Regions from separate parts of the Homo sapiens genome. Here region 1 is linked to region 2. The links are chromatin contacts, found by Hi-C or POLR2A ChIA-PET in ENCODE. All regions are on one chromosome and are shown on one strand. The core of a region is the stretch at or near the end of the contact, and the rest is flanking DNA. Distances in the headings are between cores, read along the strand shown. Region 1 holds the start of ARLNC1 (androgen receptor regulated long noncoding RNA 1). Region 2 holds the start of DYNLRB2 (dynein light chain roadblock-type 2).

The links. A loop is a pair of places that touch in the nucleus more often than their neighbours do. ChIA-PET counts read pairs that join two places held with the same protein, here RNA polymerase II (POLR2A). Pooled maps may share reads with other maps.
Region 1: a map of B cell shows a loop between it and region 2 (8-fold over the local background). The contact joins the promoter of ARLNC1 here to the promoter of DYNLRB2 in region 2. A Hi-C loop is called at or near these places in 1 of 168 maps with a recorded cell type or tissue (B cell) and 4 of 50 pooled maps. POLR2A ChIA-PET finds 5 or more read pairs at or near these places in 1 of 52 experiments (activated CD4-positive, alpha-beta T cell).

The regions. Positions count from the first base shown.
Region 1 is chr16:80,890,437-80,896,961 of GRCh38, forward strand. It overlaps ARLNC1 (androgen receptor regulated long noncoding RNA 1), which reads right to left and starts at 2,160. Exons shown (of 3, transcript NR_131948.1): 1 at 2,069-2,160.
Region 2 is chr16:80,539,009-80,545,141 of GRCh38, forward strand. It overlaps DYNLRB2 (dynein light chain roadblock-type 2), which reads left to right and starts at 1,985. Exons shown (of 4, transcript NM_130897.3): 1 at 1,985-2,071; 2 at 4,268-4,343. The coding sequence starts at 2,069. All of the region lies in intron 1 of DYNLRB2-AS1 (DYNLRB2 antisense RNA 1), which reads right to left. RefSeq lists an enhancer at 2,036-2,125.

The sequences.
Region 1 (6,525 bases), core at 910-3,409, 350 kb after region 2:
AAAATTAAGTGAATGTTGGGTCTGTAGGTATGATAGCATAAAAAATTAAGAAAATATTCTTCTAGTATTCAAAACTATTATCCAATTAGAAAAAGTAGTCACTCCTTATTACTGGCATACATATATTTTTGGTTGTTTCACCTTCATCTTACTAATTAACATAAAAGTAAATATCAACCAACATTTATGTTGGAATTACACTTGCTGGTCAATTGCAATAACAGGTTGGCTATAGACAAGAATTGGTTACAAATCAGCAAAGGCATCCTGCTATCAATTGGTTATACGGAATTTACAATGAAGAGTATTGCATACTTTATCATTATTTGTAAATTGTGTGTTACACATCCTTTAAATCAGCAATATTGATAGTAAACATCAAATAAATAGCATATACATACATACACTCTCCCAGGGAACTGGTTGTTAAACATTTACCAGCACACCTCTGCTGAAAAATATTTTTCAGTAGAAGGTTATCAAAATAAACGTGATTTGCAAATCTAGCCACAGCTGAAGCCATCAAAGAGGTAAAGGGACGGAGGCACAATGCAAAAATATGAAGGCAAAGTGGAAAAGTACCTCTTTCTAAGTAGGGCTAACAGGGAGTAAGCAACTGATGTTTTGTGCCCTATGTGGAGGGAAACTGTATGCTATTAATTGTTCATCTGTCACGTTCTGCCACATGCAGAGAAAGTAAGAAATTTGAGAACAAGAAGGTCAAAAGACTATCTCTATAATTAATTTAACAAGCAAATTAAGGTGCACACATTTCTAGAGGCTAAGACAGACAGAAGTGGATTCCTACAGCATTCCCCAGATTTTCTGAACCCTCTGCTATTCATCCAATAAACTGCACTCTTTCGTCCCTAATTTGATTTCCATTTAATGTGTTAAACCTGATTCCCTTGCATGTAAACAGTGCTTTATACTTTTCAAATATAATTATATTATTATCTCCCTTGATCCTCACAACAATTTTACGAAGTAGGAATGGCTAAGTTTCAAAGGGAAAAAAATTCTTAGGGAAAACTTAGGGTTTTGTGTGCTTAACCCTGGTTCTAAAGCCAAGCTCCAGAAAAACACTACTTTCAAATTGCCTGTATTTCTTTTGAATGCACTCATATCTGGTTCCTTAAACATTTCAGCACGGCTTGGTTTCTAAAGCACTTGCCCTTTATCATTCTTCCTAAGGAAGAAGACAAAATCAGCTGGTTATAATTAACAAAAGCACAACCATTCTTTTTTAAGGCCTGGCCTCTGCCTTTGTCGTGAAATCATCTGTCAGGTTAAGAGATCATCTCTTTTCTAGTCCTGGATGTTAATTTTCTTACTTAGTACAGATGCTTGTACACAGTAGGCGTGCAAGTAAGTTAGGTCGGAATGGTTTTCCCAGCCTACCTGGGGTTACATGAAAAGTATGACGCTAGAGGGAAGCTCTTCAGGACTTGTCCACGACTATACAGTTCCCAAGCAACCCTATAAAGAAGGGGAGTTCTTAGTCCCTGAGAAAATGAAGTGTTTACAGTTCCTTCGCTGAGGGAGACAAGGTGTAGGCAGAGAACAGAAAGAAGGAGAGAAAAACATGTATTGAATCTTTACTATACCTTCCAGGAACTTTCATAGGCTTTATCTACCAAATCTTCAAACAATCTGAAGAGGCTGCCATTTATCCCCATTTTACAGATGGAGATTCAGAGAGGTTAACTGTTTGATTAATAAGAAACTAGCTCCAGATGTATCTGTGTCTTCAGAGACCGTCCTTTACCTCTAAACCAGTGACTCTCAAAGTAGAGGACTCAACCAGCAGCAGCAGCAGCCGCACCTGGGAACTTCTTAGAAACGCAAATTCTCAGGGCTCACCCCAGCCCTGCTGAATCAGAAACTATAGGGGTAGGGTCCAACACTTGGTTATAACAAGCCCTCCAGGTTATTCTGATAAACACTAAAATGTGAGAGATTTCTCCCTGCTCTACTACACAGGTTGTATTAGTCAGTTTTCAGGCTGATGATAAAGACATACCCGAGACTGGGCAATTTACAAAAGAAGGAAGTTTATTGGACTTACAGTTCCACATGGCTGGGGAGGCCTCACAACCATGGCAGAAGTCAAGCATGAGCAAGCCACATCTTCTACGGAAGGCAGCAAACAAAAAGAAAGCTTGTACAACGCAACTCCCGTTTTTAAAACCATCAGATCTCGTGAGAACTATTCACTCTCACGAGAAACGGCTCAGGAAAGACCCGCCCCCATAATTCAGGCATCTCCCATTGGGTCCCTCCCATAACACGTGGGAATTATGGGAGCTACAAGATGAAATTTGGGTGGGGACACAGAGCCAAACCGTGTCACAGGTCAACAAAGGCTTTCTGTAAAGGGCCAGATAGAAAATATTTTCGGCTTTGAGGGCCAGATGGTCTGTTTTGCAACTACTCAAAGTCGCTGTTGCGCAAAAGCAGCCACCGACAATGCATAAATAAATGAGCATGACTGTGCTCCAATAAAACTTTAATGATGGACAATGAAATCAGGATGTTATATCATTTTCATGTGTCATGAAGTGTTACCTTTCTTTTGGCCTATGTCCCCCAATCATTTAAAAAAGCAAAAAGTCATTTTAATCCCAAGGGCTATACCACACCAGGCAGCAGGCTGGATTTGGCCCTCAGGCCATAGTTTGGCAAGCACGGAAACAAGACTACGCTACCTACTAAATGGAAACTTTTAAGCAGAGCAATGACGCAAAGACAGGACAATCTAATAGAAGGTAAAATGTTGTGAGTTACAAAATTGGCTATGGTCGGCTGGGCACAGTGGCTCACACCTGTAATCCCAGCACTTTGGGAGGCCGAGGCGGGTGGATCACCCGAGGTCCGGAGTTTCAGACCAGCCTGACGAACATGGAGAAACCCCATCTCTACTAAAAATACAAAATTAGACGGATGTGGTGGCGCATGCCTGTAATCCCAGCTATTTGGGAGGCTGAGGCAGGAGAATCACTTTAACCCAGGAGGCAGAGGTTGCGGTAGCACCATTGCACTCCAGCCTGCGCAGCAAGAGAAAAACTCTATCTTAAAAAAAAAAAAAAAAATTGGCTATGGTCCAATGGAGGCAGGCAGCTCATTTTGTTCTGACAATTAGAAAGGCTTACAATGAGGAGGTGACAATCTGTGTGGGCCTTGAATGATGAGTAGAAGTTCAACAGTAGAGACAATAGCTTGGGCAACAGGGTGAAGACTGGTGTATGCAGGGTACCCAGTCCAAAATGCCTGCTTCCACCCAAAATATTCCAACCTCTTGGGTTAAAAACGCTTTGGAAAATTATATTATGTAAAAAGTATGTCAATGCTCCTGTGAATACCAACCAAACTGAAGCGTCGAGAAAGGAACAAATTGCAACAACTGAAATCACAGCCTTACATGTGAAAATCATTATCGGTGATCTCGTCTCCTCTCCCTACAGACCAAGTGTTGGAGGGAAGGTGTCTTATTTCGCACAACAAATTATTTCTGGTTGCAAATCTGACTGTATGGTATATGCTCCCAAGTATCATACAATGCAAGAAATAATTCTCTTGAGATATTTCCTAGTTATACAAATTAGTTCCCTTGAGAATTGCTTGGTTTTTTTCCTAATTCCTTACATATCATCCAATTGAGTTGGTTATTTTCAAACACAAGAAATCCCCTTTAAGAGCATAAATTTCAGAGACATTGTTTTCAAGTTACACGTTTTCATTAGATTTGCTTTGATACCAGCTATTAAAAGGAAACGCAATCTGCTCTGGCAGTATTTCCCAACTTCATATAGCAGAGCAGTAAAGAGGCCAGGTTCCGCAGTCAAAGTCTCTGGGCTCAAAGCCCTGCTCTCCCACTTAAAAAGCTATTTGACCTTGACAAATTACTCATCTCAGAGCTTCTGTTTTCTTAAAAACAAAGTGGGAAAAAGTAATAGTAGCCACTTCTGGTTGTGTATGTGTTTGAAAATACAGAAAAATAGCTCAATATATTTTGTCCACCATTATTATTTCCCAGTGATCTCTTTCCTCCAAAACTAAACAAATATGCTTTTATTTTTTAAGCTAAAATTATATTCCCTTTATGCTACCACATGATACGGTGACAAGTTTGGGACAGAACCTGACAAATAAGATCGTTCTGCTCCCTCCCTCCACCACCTGGGCCCTGCAGGGATCAGAAACTGCTTACCAAGCTAGGGGAGGTAAAGGCAGAGAAACAGAGGCAAAATTGACCATACAGCAGCAGGCCCGCTGTCGGGAGCAGGGCAGAAGTTGCAGCTTTAGGAAGGTCTGGGGTTTGGATCCCTACATGGATGGGACACATCAATGACTGAAATGAGGGTTCTTTGGGATGTAAAGTGAACTGGGTACTCATATTATCTGAGACTGGCTGGAAAAGCTTCTAACCAGGGGCAAGAGAAGGACTCCTCTCGCAACGTGGGTAGGAGTGTGCAGAGGGGAGAATGAAATACAGTTGATTTGATCCCACTCTATGAGGGTCAATTACATATGTATGAGCATAGATTGCATGTCTGGAGTGGGCAGGGAGATCCATGGGAAGGACTCAGGCCTTAGAGACAAAAAGACCTGAAGCTCCACCACCCAGTAATCTGGTGGAGGGGAAGTTTTCTCAACTAAATACTGAGGACAAGGATTCGTGTGGTCATACCTAAGATGAGGGACACAGAGTTCTTTGCACCGTGCCTGTCATCCTGCAGACCAAAGAAACAACAGCTGCTCTTGGCATGAGTACCCATCTCCACTCCCATTGAGTGACCACTTGCAAAGTGACTTTCATATTCACGAACAGGCATACCAATTGCACTGAGTGCTTTGATCTGTTGAATTACAGCCCAGCACAGCCCACTAGTGTGGTCCCCCCACCCCCCAAGTGACATTGACATTGACATTGACCTTCCTTTGCTCATGACCATTCTCCCCTCAACCGACCTATTGGTCAGGAATGACAAGTTCCTAGGGCTTGGGGATGAGACGGAGAACACACCACCCCACCCCTGCTGGGTTCGACCTCCCAATTAGGTGCTCCACAACACCCACTACTTCTTTCTTAGAGCTACTCAGACTTTATTGCAATTGTCTCTTGAATTAAATGCATTCTCCATCCTGCGAATTCCTTCTGAAGATGGGCTGGATCTTTTATCCCTGGATCTTCACTGTCTAGCTTCTGGATTTCCCAAATGATTTAATGATATTATTCATTAAGATGTGAGAATAAACACCTTTTTAAAAAAACACATCAGCACACACTCTGTATAAATCAACATCTGTCATTGTAAGAGTTCCCACGGCTGGGTGCGGTGGCGCATGCCTGTAATCCCAGCACTTTGGGAGGCCAAGGTGGGCAGATCACGAGGTCAGGAGTTCGAGACCAGCCTGGCCAATGTGGTGAAACCCCCGTCTCTACTAACAATACAAAAATTAGCCAGGTGTGGTGGCACGCGCCTGTAGTCCCACCCAGCTACTCGGGAGGCTGAGGCAGAAGAATCACTTGAAACCGGGAGGTGGAGGTTGCAGTTAGCCAAGATGGCGCCACTGCACTCCAGCCTGGGTGACAAAGCAAGACCCCGTCTCAAAAAAAAAAAAAAAAAAAAGAGTTCCCACAAGGCCATCACCTCTAAGCAAATGTTTCCTCCTTGATCTCTTTTATATTTGCCCAGCAATCATCACAAAACTTCTCTGCACCCAGGCACAGAGTGTGGCTGCTAACATCCCATTATGTAAAACAAATACAGGAGGCTCCCTAGAATGCCCTAAGTCATGTCCCCCAGTGGCCAGAAACAAGCACCACCATGCCCTAGCACCTACCTCCTCTGGAAAAGATTTCAATGAAGGGAGGAATTGGTTCCACTCTTTTCTTTTCTTTTTTTTTCTTTTGAGACGGAGCCTTGCTCTGTCGCCCAGGCTGGAGTGCAATGGTGCAATCTCGGCTCACTGCAACCTCCGCCCCCCAGGTGCAAGTGATTCTCCTGTCTCAGCCTCCTGAGTAGTTGGGATTACAGGCACACCATGCCCGGCTAATTTTTGTATTTTTAGTAGAGACAGGGTTTCACCATGTTGGTCAGGATGGTCTTGAACTCCTGACCTCAGGTGATCCGCCCGCCTCGGCCTCCCAAAGTGCTAGGATTACAGGCATCAGCCACCATGCCCGGCCTGGTTCCACTCTTTAGGTGGCAAAAAACAAAGATGCAAGAGCAAGTCACACAGCCAATTAGTTTTCTTTTCCAGATCTGCCTTCAAATAAGGGTTTCATAACTTCCTTGAAAAAGATCTCTCCGCACCTTGCTATCCTGCAGAGCCCATGCATATTCGCCACCTAAAGGGAAGGACCCAAGGGCATGAGAGAGGGAAGGACCCAAGAGCATGAGAGCCTCCACATCCCTGAGAGAATCACAGCCACCCAGAGTCATGTTGCGGCCTGCCACACCCCTTGTCCCCAGCTGTGGCAAGGCAAGAATCCTGTTTCCAAAGCAACTGTGCCTTCGG
Region 2 (6,133 bases), core at 735-3,234:
GTTGGTTGGAAGTCAGTTTGGCTACTTCTTATTTCTTTTTCAGCAGTTGGGTTCTCCCGTCAGTGCGTTTTATGCTAGAATCGTTCTTTGCTCTAATTACAGCTGTCAGCTATTGAATGAGCTTGACATCCTGACTCCAGAAACAAGGAAATTCACACTCCATGCATATGCAGTTGGTTCCTTCATTAAAGCTGATTGACATATCAGACATGGTGCACTGTCACTGATTTTTGTAAGAAAAACAAACGGCTACACAATCAAGTGGAATCTCCTTGATCAGAAACACCCAGAGAACCCAAGAATCACTCTTCATTCAACTCAGCCAGTATTTCTGTAAAGACCTATTATTTGTATTACTGCAAAATGGTAGCTATAGTCAATCAGGTAAGAGCCAGATCTGTACACACATGCATGCATACACACACAAGCACACAAATGCACACGCACACGCACACACCAGACTCAGACTCCTTCCCCACAGCTATAGCAGTCCTTTCCAAAGCAACTTTGTTGGAGTACCAGGTGTTGAGAGTCAAGCGGGATTCTTTGGCTAGTAATAGTGAACTGGCTGAGATATACAGATTTCTTGGAGGGAAAAAAAGGAGAGAACTACAGTGATCAGAATCACCCACACCTCAACAAAAATTAGAGCAGAACTACAGTTTCTCAGAGTATTTCTGTAGTTAATATAATAAAATGACAGATGTGGAGTTGAAATGGATCATCGAGTCCAAGCCTGCCAATGAGTTCAAAACTGTCCCAGAGCACCCCTAACATGGACCATTCAGAATCCAGTTGACATTCCTAGCACGATGTATGCCTTGTTCAGTGTGAGACTACTTTCTGGAAATGGATGCACAAACAGAATCGGTATTACAGGAAGTTGTTATGGCATGATCCCTATGAAGATGCATTCCCAACTTACAGCTTGTATTTTGTAATCAATATTTGTCCTCCTCTAACCTCAGGAAGTCATAACACGACTCCAGCCATAAAATTTTCCTGCTGTGCTTCGTCGTACAATAGTGGCTCTTTTCCTCCTAGGCTATAAGGATATTATCAATGTCCCTCAAAAGGTCAAGTGACTTCTGATCATTCCTAACTGATCTTTAACGTGTTTCCTCCAACAGTTCCTTAAACACCCAATGGAATGCTCTTCTATGGCAACGTATAGAACCTCCGGAACTACCATTTGCAATTTTTTAGTAACTCAGAACTGTTGATTTTTAAAATGGCAAAAATACAGATCCTAATGGATACTGACAACTAACAGAAATACTGACAAGTAGCAACTCTTCAATGGAGTTGAGAACAGGAAGAGGGTGCTATAACTAGGTGAGAACATAAAATGTGCAACTGTGCTTACTCTACTGATCTTAGAGTAGACAGATAGAAAGTAATTTTTTTAAGTACATAAGGTTGTACTATTTGATGCTCTGATATATTTTTCTTCAATATAAAAACTACTGGGAGGCGAGCGAACAGTATCTGCCCTGAACAGGGCAGTACTAATGGACGGTCACAGGCAGCTAAGACTATCACCAAACCCCTAGAGCAGCCCAACCCCGAAGTCAGATGGTCCTGTCCCCTCCTTACTTGCTCCAGGGCAAGTATCACACGTGGACATTACTGCTTCCGGTACTGTTTCGTGCATTTTGTTTGGTGCATTTTGTCCGTCTCCCTGGCACCTGGTGGGTGGTGAATCAGCAGTTTTTGAACGAATAAGTGGTTATCACATTAATTCGTGCCTCAATGAATGAATGAATGGACAAACACAGGCCGGGAGCCTGACCCACTTCCCTCTTCCCTCCCGGGACCCACTGCTCCAGGATTGGGCGAACCTCAGGTGAGCGCCTGCTCCCCTCTTCCGCGAACCTTCGCCTACGGCGGCCGGGAGGCATCAGGAGCGCGGTCAGGGCGAAAAAGCCGACTCGCGAGCGCGCAGGCGCAGCCCTGACGCTTCCGTGGGGCCACTTCCTTTTTTGTCTCCTAGCAACGGCGGGTAGCGTTGTTGACATCCCGGGAGGCTGTGCCGCCGGCCTGAGCCCAGAGTTTCGCGGCCTCCGCGATGGTAAATCTGGGGTCTCCGTCCACGCCCCGCCGTTCCAAGCACGCCGACCGTCAAGGACCTTCGCACCCAGCTTCTGGGGCCCACCCAGGCACGGGCGGTCCAGGGGCCGCGGCGGAGGCTGGTGGCTCCAGGATCTTCCTGGAGGGGCGAGAGGGAGACCTTGGAAAGGGGCAAGAAGATGTCTAGATGACTGGAAGCTGTTTTGGGAATTGATTTCGCGGGGATGGTACATAAGGAGGGGTGATGTTGAGAAAGGGAAGAGAGAGATTCAGAGGATGAAGAATGCTCAGGGGAGTGAGAAATCCGGGGAGCCAGGAAAGTTTCCAAAGAGGGGGCGGGAGGCCGAGATGGAGAGGAAAAAAAATCAGACCCTTAGAGAGAAGGAAGAGGTGGGACAGGGAAAGCAAGGGAATGGAAGGGTGAGAAGGGAAGATACTGAGAAAGAAGAAAGGGAAATAAAGAAAAAGGAAAGAAGTGATGGGAGACCCGCCCCCCTCCCCCCCAGAAAAAGAGGTAAGAAAAAAAAAAGTAGAGACTGTGGAAAGCAAAGGGCGTTAAGAGAAGAATGAAACGGGGATTGGAGATGGGGATTAAGAAATTATACTAGGAGCACTTACAAATCATGAGAAGAGAAACAACTGGGTGGAGAAATGGAAAGGCCAGGGAAAGAAAAGAAAGGAGTTTGGGAGATAAGTAAAGGGAGAAAGATAAATAAGGACACAGTGGCTGTAAGAAGCTGTGGACATCGTCTTAAAGATTGCCCAAAATGCAGTGAATTATTGATCCCCTGTTCAACGCTTACGGTTTAGTGTAGTGTTTCTCAAAGTCAGATGCAAACATTCGTTGCTACATAAGATGGCCGAGAAATGCTAAATAAGAGTGAATCACATCGTGAGAAAGTTATTCCTCTTCCATTTTGTTCAACCTTCAGACTACATACAGGAGAAAATTTCTGTTGCTATTAGGTCCTTAATACCACTGTCATTTGGAAATTTCCATTTTTTCATCCGAAGAGCAGGCCTCAGGCTCAGAGCTTTCATTGCAGTAGAATTTAATGATAGGCTCTCTCTTCATTTTGTTCATTTTGTTTGTTTTACAGTTATTTCTATTTATGAGGAATAACGTCAGGTTTCCATTTGTGGTAGTGACATACGATTTCCTCTTAAAATGCATTTATTTAAGCTTTTAGCAGTGAGATAATTTAAAGAACACCTAGATAAATAGTATACATGGCATTCATAATGGCAAGAATCATGAATCTAGTACACAAATGCCTAAAGTCAAGAAAACCTTGGCTCTGATGCTGAAATAGAGAAAATAAGTGCTCCTGCCCATACCAAGTACAAAGGAAAACTATCTTGAAGTAACAAAATGTTCACCTGTGCAATACTGAGGAAAAAAGAATATAGCAAACCCTCATCAAGAGAATTTGCAGAATTCAAAATATCCAGTGATTGCTCAGTCATGAAAAATTTGCAGGTTTGGAAAAGATCGTTCTTGTCTTTGAGTTTTCTACAGGGGAAGAAAACATACAATACACTCTACACATAAGATTCCGAATGAGTTTAAAACACAATAATAGATTCCAGAATAATCACTCATAGTTGAACATTCAGCTTGCACTGAGACGCAAGCTATAGTTATCAAGAAAATCCTAGAATCCTGGAATACTTTGTTTTTATAGACTATCCTTTAAATTTAATCATCCGAACTGATTAGGTCACATTAATGAAAATAAGATTTCTCAATAAGGACTACTTTTAGACAGAGGGAGGCCATGATATAGCTCTATAAATATTTAAAGCACTGTAATGTAGAAAAGGAATTTTCATTTGAATACAGCAGGGTCAATGAATGAAAGATAATCTGGGACAAATTTCCATGCAATGTAAAGAATACTTTTCTAGTAAATGGAAACAGATAAAAATGGAGTGAACTCCTGTGAGGCAGTAAGCTCTCTGTCTCTACAAGGGTTCAAGCCAAGAGATTCATCAGGATTGTATCCAGGAGGTCTTACGTAGGTATTTATGTGGGACTTGACAATTTCTAAGCTGTCTTTTAAAAATCTGAGATTATCACACCTGGCACCTTAGGTTAAGGAGATAGGAGAGTAGGTATCTTGCTAAACATTATTCTCCTTAGGGTTGAAGTTACCACAGGGCCCTTTTGGTTAATTATCTTCCTGGTCTCTTTCAGGCAGAGGTGGAGGAAACCTTAAAGAGGATCCAGAGTCATAAAGGGGTTATTGGAACTATGGTTGTAAATGCAGAAGGTAAATATATCACAGGCTGTCTTCTTGACACACAGAAGCCAACCAGGAACCTGTTTGCCGTGTTAGTCCTTAAGACAAACATCTTCGAATTTGACATCAAAAATATATTTATATATTTTAGCTCTGGCATTCACTTACCAAACATCTATTGAGTATCTGTTATATGCCAAACACTCTGCTAAGATCTGGGGGCATAAATATGAATAAGACATGTCTAAAAATCTCTATATACTCCTAAGAAGCACTATACATTGTTTACTTTTTAAAGCTTTGGTAATTCTCTTCCAACATTTCAGAAGTGCCAATAAAACTATCATATAGAAGATAGGGAGAATATCATTGTTGGTGGGTTGTTTGCGTTTCAACATTATGAACCATACAGAATTTCAGTGTTTATTTTAAATGGAACTTGTTCCTTGAACATATTTTATTTAAAAATCTTTGAGAATTAACGATATCATTTATAATATAGTCTTTGTGGATATAGCATAAGAAGGCCCTACATATTTCCAACTATGAAATCTGTAGACTTACCAGAAACTTGCTCTTGCTGCACGATCCTTGTTAAGAATCCACATCACATTTACTTTGGCACATTGCTCCACGCTCAGCTATGGTGGCAACCTCTTAAGAGTTCATGCTAGTTTCATTGCTAATTCAGACATTTGTAAGGGCAAGGAGTGCCAGAAATTCCAGAGCATTAGTTAAAATAAGAGTAGCTACTTTACATAATTTGTGGTGCAACCATGGAATTGGCCTATTACCAACTCAGTGCCTTGGAAAAATCCATCAGTAAATATTTATTAAGCAACTACCAACTGAAAGTCTGCTTAAATTCTGAACTACAACTCCTTACCACTAAGAATGGACAATAACCTATTTTACTGGGGGTTTTCATTGTTAAATGAGACAATAATTGTTGAGTGCTTGGCATAATACCCAATACTTGATAGTAATTAAATAGTTATGAGAATGTGAGGATTTTTAATTCATTTATACAGTTAAAACATTTGTTTTATAACCAGCAACTCAAGGCCAAATGAGTGAGAGAGATAATAGAACATAATAAATTTTCGAGCTTGAATAATCAGGGGGAAGAGAGGATTTAAGATCTGCCTTCCAGGTAAGTCACAAACTATGCGTAATATTTCCAGGAAGCATTCCAGCCCTAGTACGTGGATCTGGTTGCATTGATTTTATTTCCAGGTATTTGCATACACTCTGCCACAGCTCCGAAGATGAGCCGTCCATGTGATTTCATAGAGATGGTGTGTTAGTTTCCTTTGGCTACAGTAACAAACTACAACATGCCTGTTAACTTAAAACAACAGAAACGTATTCTCTTCCAGTTCTGGAGGTTAGAAGTTGAAATCAAGATGTCCGAAGGCTCATGCTGTCTCTGAAGACTCTGTGGGAGGACCATTCCTTACCTCTTCCTAGCTTCTGGTAGTTGTCAATCTTTAGTGTTCCTTGGCCTATAGACACATCACTCCGATCTCTGCCGCCATCATCACGTAGCATTCTCATCTTTGTGTCTGTCTGTCTGTTTCATTATAAGAACCCCAGTTATTGGATTAGGGCCTACCCGAATCCAATGTGACCTCATCTTAACTAATTATATGTGCAAAGACCCGTTTCCAAATAAGGCCACCTTCTGAGGTTTATATTGGACTTGAATTTGGGGATTTGGGGGGTCTAGGGGGACACTCTTCAACCCTGTACAGGTGCATTCACCTGTGACAGCCAGAACCACTCATCTAATGTGATTCTTTGGAAGATCTTGGTCTAAA